2 separate regions of the Homo sapiens genome follow, and region 2 is linked to region 1. Evidence: chromatin loops called from intact Hi-C (ENCODE). Cell type or tissue: sigmoid colon. All regions are shown on one strand.

The links. Peaks named below come from ENCODE experiments on the same cell type or tissue, not always from the same donor. Only the 100,000 strongest peaks of a DNase experiment are listed, where the experiment ranks them.
Region 2: a loop joins it to region 1, with 6 times the contacts of the local background. A loop is called at or near these places in 2 of 110 quality-filtered maps.

The regions. Positions count from the first base shown.
Region 1 is chr7:36,278,164-36,283,163 of GRCh38, reverse strand. EEPD1 (endonuclease/exonuclease/phosphatase family domain containing 1) reads right to left here. Exons shown (of 8, transcript NM_030636.3): 4 at 1,939-2,049. Among named protein-coding and RNA genes, the nearest start is that of MATCAP2, 87 kb to the left of the region's middle. RefSeq lists an enhancer at 1,419-2,080. In sigmoid colon, a CTCF peak has its summit at 2,217; DNase peaks (open chromatin) are centred at 2,093, 4,313 and 4,703; H3K27ac peaks cover 897 bases.
Region 2 is chr7:36,125,468-36,130,467 of GRCh38, reverse strand. No RefSeq gene overlaps it. Among named protein-coding and RNA genes, the nearest start is that of EEPD1, 25 kb to the left of the region's middle. In sigmoid colon, CTCF peaks have their summits at 1,734 and 1,933; DNase peaks (open chromatin) are centred at 1,127 and 1,647; H3K27ac peaks cover 537 bases.

The DNA of each region.
Region 1 (5,000 bases):
TCAGGTCCGAGCACCTCACATTGCAAAAGGGTGGCTTGTGGGCAAATCATTTCATCTTACTAGGTCTTCACCTTCACAGCTGGAAACCACCCCTCTGGCTATCGTGTAAGCCCTAGGGAGCTGGGGAGAAGATGCCTGGGGCAGAATTTCAGGCATCGGAGAAATGGCCCACTTTCTTATGTTTGTCTAGGGACAGAGATTGAACATTTTCAACCTGCAGATATATTCTGTTTGATTCACATAGTGTTTAAATTTTTTTGGATTATCTGTTCATCTTTAAAATTCAGGAAATTTCCCATTAAAATGAAACTGGGAGGTTTGGCCACATTGGGCCCACAATACTGCAGGGTAACAACTGGGTAGACATGGACCCAGCAGCAGCCAGAGCCAGGCATGAGCTCTCTCAGTCCACTGCAGGCGGCCAGCCTGCCACCTCATGCCCGTTCCGCCTGGCCCTGGCCTGCGCTACGTTCATGATGCATTCCAATGCATAGTATCTTTTAAAATCCTATAGCCACCCTATAGGTGAGCTAAGAAAGGGCTATCGCTCCCATTTTACAGATGAAGGAATTGAGGCCGAGAGGTTTTGGTGGATGGAACTCGGGTCTCCCTGCAACCTCATGTTGTTTTCCAATGGCCTTGACACCCTGACCTGGAATGGGGTTACCTGTCTTGCTCTCCAACAGGCTGTGCACTCCCTGCGGGAGGGGCCAGGTCAGGCTCCAGCCGGGATCCCCACTGTGTCTTGCAAAGAGTGAAAACATGCAGGCATGGAGTTTTTCTCACCAGTGTGTACCTGGCATGAAACAATATGCCTGGTACATAGCCACCTTTCATTAATGATTTGTTGAATGAATGCAGTGCTGAATGGACTATAAAAGGCTTGTGAAGCTCAGACACCTACATACATGTAAAGTGCGATCAAAAAAGGAAGGTGGTATTATTCTTATTATTTCCACGTGGACTGGAAGGGAGAACCCTGAACTAGATGCATTCAAATTCAGCTTTATCTCCAGCCTTCTCTGAATGTGTGCTGACTCACTGTCAGCTGCAGGAGCCATTTACACCCCCAAACATAAAACCCAGAGACAGAAGATTTACATGTACCTCTTTAAGTAGTAGCTAAAAAGAGAGTAGGGGCTTACTGTCAAAAAATGGCCACTTTTAATCCAGTATACATTTATGATTTAAGAGCCTACATTATAAACATAATCATATTAAGTATAAATCACATGTGTTTGTAAGCATGTTAGGTATACTAGGGATTTAAAAATCTGCATTTATAGGAAAATTATGTAATAATACATTTTCAACTCCTGGTTATTATCAGGAGTCTGTTTAAAAATCTAAAACTCCATTGATGTTAAGCATTGCAAGGTGAATAAATCTGGCCTTGAATAATAATATGAGGGAAAACGTGTATTTACAGAGATTTACCCTTACCTGCTCATATGGGTGATACTGATGAAAGAAAATTCAAAACCAAAATCTGCTGAACATTTCAATAGAACATTTCTATGTTGAAATTATGTGCATAATTTCTACCACTAGAAGCAAATACTTCATGTGTGAACTAAGGTGAATCTGAAATTTTCAGTCAACGAGTAATGAGCTCTGCACAAACTTGGCAGAAGACAGAACTGTGGCGAAGGGATTAGAAGGACAAAGGACAGAAATACCCATTTGTTGCCTTTCTCCCCTCCTCTCCTCCCAACACCCTAAGCTCTCATTTCCTTCTTGGCAGGAGTCCATTCCCAATCTAAACGTGAACCGAAAACCAGGGCATTTGGAAATGAATGGCAAGGATTTAAAAATTGGGCAGAAATACAAAATTGAACCGGGGATATTGGCAAAGGAAATTTTTAAATGCCCTTGATTAGGGGAAAAGTATGTATAAATTAAATGAAGGGAAAGGCCAGGCTTTGCAGACGAGGGTACCTTCTGGAGCTGACTCGAGGGCTTCTCAGCAACAACAGCCTTCCAGCATCCCCGGGGCCCCTTCCACTTGCGGATGTTGGGCAGGGTCGGCTGGTTTAGCTCCGTGCAGAACTGCAAAGACAGAGCACAGGTCAGAAGCGTGGGTTCGCGCCTAAAGCAGTCCCGGCTGGCGGCGGCCTGAGAAGCCAGGCACTGCATGATTCTGAGTCATCAGCCTTATTCAGACACTGCTGAACTACATCCCTGTTTTTCAAACACTAGGGTTTGCAAGAGCCAGATGACTAAACAAGCACCACACATTAAAAAGAAAACTGCCTGTGTGTGAAACACCAAATTATCACCTGGGGACTCTCAGTTCACAGAAATTGATTCTCTCTGTAGCATTCCTGCCCAAACAGTTCAAAAAAAGTCATCAGAATCCTTTTCATCCTTGTAAAAGCAGCGGATTGAAGGTCCCAGGAGGATCTGGATCAGCGTCAAATCCAAAAAGGTAACAAGATGGATACATGGTGACTTTCTTCTTCAGGGCTCAGCTTACAGGGGCAAAAAATGACCTCCAGCTTCAACTTGAACCACCGTAGTGCTTGTCTTGTTTACCTCTTGCTGCGGAGAGCTGCTGCTGCACCCACACACGTGCACGCGGCATGCACTTCTTTTGCTAATGCATGTTGCACCAATATGGCTGTAAAGTGACTGTCACTGAGGCAAAATAAAATTGCACACAGTAGGATGAGGAGTGGAACAACTATCCACTTCAAAATATGGAGACCAGCTCCTCTAACTCATGCCTCAAACACAACCCCTTCTCTTGGGGTCATGCCCCCTTGTCCTTCACAAGCCTTGGAGCACTCCACTTGTTTATTTCTCTAACCACCCCTACGAGTGAGAGCCTCTTGGCTTCCAAGCACATCACCACTCTCTCCGCTTAAGGACTCTCATTCAGCCCCACTGAGGCAGCTTACACCCCTATCCAGAAGACCCCAGCATCTGTACCCGTCGCCAGCTGCTCTCCTGAGTTTTAAAAGCATTTCCCACTGCCTCCTTAGCATCTCCACCTGGAGGTCTCCTTAGCCCCTCACAGCAGCAGGTCCCAAAGGGAACACATTATTCCTTCCTCCACCCAGTGCCCATCTTGGTCCAAAGCACTTCCATCCTTCCCGCTGCTCGAACTCCTTCCTCGCCTCCCACCAGCGCACTGATTCCACTGTCGCATGTGTCTTGGGTGCTTCCTTTCTGTTCTCCAGCCCCACTGCTGGAGCCTGTTTCAGAGTCCTGTCTTCTCTCACGGGGGTCACTGGCATAGCTTCTAAGAAGTCCGTCACTGGACCCACCCTGCAGCTATTCACTAAGTTCACTGTCATGGCCATGCTGATGCACCTCTCTGCGGTCCTCAAAGTGTGGTCTAGGGACCAGTAGCCACAGAATCACCTGAGAACGTGCTAGAAATCCTAGACCTACTGGATCAGCAGCTCTGAAGTGGGCCCAGCAATCTGTGCCTGAACAAACCCACTGGAAGATTCTGATGCACGCTTGGGTTTGAGAGCTGCTGTGGCCGCCCAGGTCCTCCCTCAGCCTCTGCCCCAGATCCTGGCGGTGTGTGAGCAGCCACCCTCTCAGCAGAGCCTCCCAACGCCTCTGCTGCAGAAAGCCACTCTCATGCCCCCTGGGCAGCCCACATACAATGGTTGGGAGAGGCCAGGGTCTAAAGGTCTGGTCTTTCCCCTCACATTGCTTTATTTGTAAGAGGGAAGATGAAGCACCAGTACTTCATTACTGAGTACTGAGCTAGTCATTTCTAGAGGGACAAGCGCTGTGGGGAAGATGAAACCAGGCAAGGGGAGGGAGAGTGCTGGGAGGTCTACTTTAGAAATGGGCTATTCTAGGAGTGACGCTGCTTTTACAGTTAGTCATGTAAGCATCTATCTTTCTCCAGCAGTGGACTCCACAGGGCAGGGACTGTACCTGAGCCTCCTTTATAAACCCCTACCTGGCACAGAGCACAGCACCCAGTGATGCTCTGAAACATCTGCTGGTGAAGCAGAAAACTCAAGGCAAGACTGCAGTCTTCAAATCTGTGCATGACAGCATGACAAACAAAGCAGGGGCAGGGAAGGGGGTCGGGGATGCGGGGGAGTCGGGGTGGTGGGAATTTCTCCTTAGGCTATTATCCAAGTAGTTGCCTCCATTGTAACCTGACTCTTTGCATACAGATATGTTCTCTGCTGCTGAGTTTGTCTGGGAAGCATTCTCTCTGGAATTTGCTCAACCATGACTTTTATAGGTTCTACTTTCAACACAGCCCAGAGCAGAGTGGCTGTGGAGAGAGTCACTGCTGACAGGGGCGAGGGAGTGGGGAAGGCGGAGAGGGTGGGGTTTTACCCTGGATAAGTCCCCCTGGCCAGATGCTCCTGGCTGGAAGCCATCCTCAGATGGGAAATAAAACACTTTGGAAGATGCAGCCAGAATTTATCGACTGTAACTTTAGGGATCCTGCAAGGAAATGTACTTCACAAAGGGTCCCATTTCCTGCCAGGGAATCATTCGCTTGCTGAGTGATCATTAGTGCTGCATCCAAGAATCATTAAAAACAGAGCAGCTCTCCAGTGCCCAGCTGGTGCTTCACTGTTTTCCTCGCAGGGGGTCCCAAACCTGGTTGCTCATCAGAATCTCCTGGGATGCACCCTGGAAAGCTCTATTTTTAAGAAGCGCCCCCCCCACCGCCCCCCCACCAAGGGATCAGCCAACCAGGTAGATCAGAGAGGCCCAGCCCTGGGGGTGGAGAAGGAACACACCAAGGTGCTGTGACTCCCTGTCTGCAGCGGTGCCACCAGGATTGTTCTCCTTTTCCAGAAATCTAATCTCTCCTAACCCCCAGGAGGACCTTCAGATACCTGAGGACAATTGTATCTCCCATTCATACCCAAACCCCACCCTGGCTTAGAAAAACCCCTCCCTGGCAACACCATTTTGATGGGAGGGGTCGGAAGTCTGAAGAGGTGGCCCAGGCTGACAGCACTGATTCCCATGCTCGTGGCTGGTGGTCTTTTGAGCTGGTCACAGTG
Region 2 (5,000 bases), 150 kb after region 1:
CATGCCTAGGCCTGGCACACAATAGAGACTCTGTATATGTTTCCTGGGTGAATAAATCTCCGGAAACATGGAACAGTGGCCCAACTCTGCAATAATGCTCCAAATGTACATGGCACTTTTGCCAGCTAATGAACTCACTGTTTATTAGTAGCAAGAATGTTCCAGAGTGTGTCATGGCAGGAGCACCTGAACACTGGGACAGAGGAGAGAGCTACCTGTCAGGGGTCCCAGTGGCTCCAGTGGGACTGGCTAAACTGCCTCCAATATTTATACTCTCTGTTTTTGTGGGTGTATGTACATATATGTAAATATATTAAAATATGTCCATGTATTTATATGCATTTACAAATAAATATGTTCTACACACCTGTATCTCTATGTGATTGCAGGTCTTGGAGGCATCCTTGGGGTTTGGCTGGCTGGCTACTCTCTGCTGGCCTCATAGACTCCTATACTTGGTTGAGCCTTCTGCCTTCAGGCAGGTGAAGGGATCGACCATCCAAAAGGATAATGTGGTCACTTTTTCCCAAAGTCTATAGAACTGAAGTCTTTACTCAGATGTATGTTTCTAATATGTAGGGCCATGCCTCAAAATTTCTTCTTGTTAATTTAACTCCACTTTCCTCTGTAGTCATAGAAGACCCCTGATCAATATTTTCATGGAAAAATTCTGATACGTTGGAGACAGTAATTACATATATCACATTAGCCATTTTTAACCTTTCCCCCCAAATTGCCTTTGTGATTTAGAATAATGATTTAATTTGACATCTACTGAGTGTGTAGTTCATTCATTCATTTAGAGACTCCACTGATCATTCAGCAAATGCTCACTGGGTGTCTACTCAGTAGGGGTGATACGTGATGTACAAGTAAACAAATCAATAAAACGTTTGAATAATGATAAATGCTGTGAAAAAAATAAAATGTGCCCATGTGACAGAGTGCAGGGACAAGGGGGTTATTGCAAATACGATGGGCGGGAGCACATCTTGGCAGAGGTGACATTAGAAATGAAACCTGATGCTAAAATGAGCCAGCCTCAGGTGCCCTTGCCGAGCGCCCTGTCCCCCACCCTCCCCTGCACATGCTCCACTGACTGCGGCTGTTTATTTGTGCATTTGTCTATTTGTCTCCATGTCACCCAAGACCTGGCTCCCGGGGCCCGGCCCAGATGTGGCCCACCCTCATATCCACGTGCAGTGTTTGGTAAATGGGTGGAGTTCAATACATGTTTGTAGCGCTGTTGAACAACAATGACTCAACCACAAAGTAGATAGTGGCCAGTCATATGATGGAAGGTCACAGTGCTATGATGAAGAAATGAATTTCTGGAACCAGCTGAAAACTATATTTGAACTGTTGGGTTACCAATTAATAATTCTCAGGAAAGAAAAATAAACATATACTGTCAGGAAGGATTTAGAGGACATTACGGGGGGTGGGGAGTCGTAATGATTTGGAACACTGCTAAAAATAACATTTTAATGTCTTCGCTGCTAATTCCATCATCCTTGTTCCAGAAGCTGTGGCTGTCCACAGCTAGAAGGGCTTTGTACTCTGAGCACGGTGAGGCTACAAAGCCTTCTATACTTTAAAGTGTGGCCAGAGCTCATCACAGCGCCAGAGTTGGCAGATGAGAAAGCCATGTTTATTGAGCCGGCAAAACTGCCAAGTGTGTGACTCAGCCCGTGGGAACCTGGTGTGCCTGCCGGTGCAGCCAGCGTCCAAAGAACAGGCACACTCCCAAAGGGGTCTGTGAAGGCGGACCATTGGTATATGTTGCCTCTGAGGACCCAGGCATCTAACAAAAATTCCAGAAATATAATTCAGTAATTCTCATCCAAAATCCCATCAGTTGGCTCACCCAGGGAGTTATTTTTGTATCAATAACAAATACCCTTGTGGTAATTCCAGATATCTGAGCCCTAGTGGTGGCTTTCAGAACTGCCATAAAAAACTTTTGGTTAATATTTATCAAGTGCTGATTATGTGTAGATGCTGGGCTAAGTGTATGTTTTATCCTTATCTTTGTTAATTCTCATGGCAAACCTATGAGGCAGGTATTATTATGAACTTCATTTTACAGAAGGGGCAAAATGAGACTCAGTGAGGTTTAAAAATTTGGCCGAAGGGCTCACAGTGTTGGGGGTGGGGGATGCATTTGTCCTCCGATCAGGGAGTGGATATGTTTAGCAAAGTTGCCTGCTGTTGCTAGGATTCATTCTATACTAATCCTATAGGCAAATGTGAAACAACAATGATACACATTTATACAGCGACAATATTAACCTATAGTGCTCATTACTGAAATTGAGGCACTGTTTTGAATCCTTCTTTGGGGGATTCCAGACTTTGTGCTTGAAAAATAAAATCCATTGAGAATACACTGAGTACCCTGTTATGATAATAATAGCATTTAACATTTATTGAACACCTACTGGGGGGCCGAAATGGAATTTGAATCCAGGCAATCTGACACCAAAATACATTTTCTTAATCACTAGGCTAGAGGTCCTCAAAGTTTGGCCTGGCTATTCCCGAGGCCTTTCCAGGGGATCCACAAAGTCAAAACTATTTTCACAATAATATTAAGATATGATTAGCCTGTTTCTCCCCCATTCTCTCATGAGCCTGCAGTGGCGTTTTCCAGAGGCTGGGTGATGTGTGATAGTGTAACAGATGGAATGCAATCTTCTAGAAAGCCAGACATTCAGGAGATTTACAAAAATGTAAAAGTGATGCTTAGTCAATTTTTTAAATTTAGAAAACAAAAAGTGTTGATTTTCATTATTTTTAATAAATTACCAAATAAATATTAAAGAATATGTTTAGTTTTAATTTGTAATGTTGGTAGATGTAATCCAGGAACGTTCTCTAGGGTCCTCAAGTGGTTTTCAGTGGTATAGCAGGCTCTCGAGACCATAAGGTTTGAGAACAGCTGCACTAGGCAGTATTCCCTTCCTGGTGTGGCTGGCTCAGGTGCCCACCCAAAGCCCAGCCTTCTTCTAGAGCTCATGGGCCATGCTGGTGCCTCCATCAGGCCTCACCTCACCCCACCTCAGTGAGGCATCCTCAGGAGAGCTCCTTCTGGGCATCCCAGCTCCATGTGGCAGAAAGGCTGAGAGGGACCTGCTCTTCTGAGTGAGTCACAGATGTCATTTTCCACCAGGGGCTGAGCTCCACCCTCTGTTCTTAAACCTCTGTGTTTCGTACCACAGCTGCCTATTTATAAATCTCATATGATGAGGCCAACAGCTCTCTTCAAGAGCTCTCCGTGGAGGGGGCTGTGTGGAAAGTGGTAAGTTCACTGTCACTGGAGATTTTCACAATGAAAATCTGTGACAAGCAGGGTGAGAGCCTGTTGGGAGTGCTGTGGATGAGATTCTGGAAACAAAAGACTTAGCCACATTTTCTGAGATCCCATCTAAGTGAAAGCCCTGACTATTGACAAAGCCAGGGGACATTATTGCTGATGAAACCAATCAGGCAGTGATACTTTTACACCCAGTGAGTTCTAGGGAGTGGCATTCATGAAGAGGCTTGCACTACATCCAGACCCTGAAGCATCTGCAGGCTACTGCCTTGTCTGCCAAGGCGTTGGAGAAACCATGGCGTGAACACCACCAGAAGTTAAGCCTGAGCCTTTAATAAGCAGATCGGGTGAGTGGACGGAGCATGGAACTCTGAGATGAGGGAAAGTGAATGCTGCTGGGTTCTTTGCATGGCTGTGGCCATTCTAGCTGGGCTGGGTTTCCTTCTCTGTGCTCTAACTCCTCATGACTATTCATGAGGCCCTGTGTTGACATCACTCTTTGCAGCACACACACACACACACACACACAATACAGGTATTTCTACCTGTATTGGCCATTAAGAATTTTGTGATGAGCAAGTGGGACTGAATGGTCCCCAGTGACTTGCCCAGTGGAGTGGCAGAACAAGTGTCCAGCAGAGCCTAAATTCGAGCCATGCTTCCTGGGTTCAGAACTCTTTCCACCACACCACAGCCTGCTCACTGACACCTGAAGAGGCCACCCCCTGTGAACACGAAGGAATGAATGTTCTCTTGGCCTGGCCCAGGCAAGATATCTCCTATGCCCCCCAGCTCTAAGACTCTGGGCACCTCACAGGGACCCAGTAATCCCCTGGCCCTGGAACCTGTGACATTATCCGAAAGCCAGTGCCTGGATAAGAGGAAATAGCAAGGTGCATCCAGATACCTGCAAGCAGGCAAAGAGGAGGGATAGGAGGCAGCGAACTCACATGGTTGAATCCTTTATATTGGCAGGCACTGTACTAGACATTTTATTTTATTTTATTATTTTTTATTATACTTTAAGTTCTAGGGTACATGTACACAACATGTAGGTTTGTTACATAGGTATACATGTGCCATGGTGGTTTGCTGCACCCACCGACTCGTCATTTACATTAGTTATTTCTCCTAACACCATTGCTCCCCCAGGCCCCCACCCACAACAGGCCCCGGTGTGTGATGTTCCCCTCCCTGTGTCCATGCGTTCTCATTGTTCAACTCCCACTTATGAGTGAGAACATGCAGTGTTTGGTTTTCTGTCCTTGTGATATTTTGCTGAGAATGAGGGTTTCCAGGTTCATCCATGTCCCTGCAAAGGACATGAACTCATCCTTTTTTATGGCTGCATAGTATTCCATGGTATATATGTGCCACATTTTCTTTATCCAGTCTATTATTAATGGACATTTGCATTGGTTCCAAGTCTTTGCTATTGTGAATAGTGCCACAATAAACATACATGTGCATGTGCCTTTATAGTAGAATGATTTATAATCCTTTGGTATGTATCCAGTAATGGGATTGCTGGGTCAAATGGTATTTCTAGTTCTGGATCCTTGAGGAATCGCCACACTGTCTTCCACAATGGTTTAACTAATTTACACTCTCACCAACAGTATAAAAGCTCCTATTTCTCCACATCCTATTTCTCCAAAGTTCCTATTTCTCCACATCCTCTGTT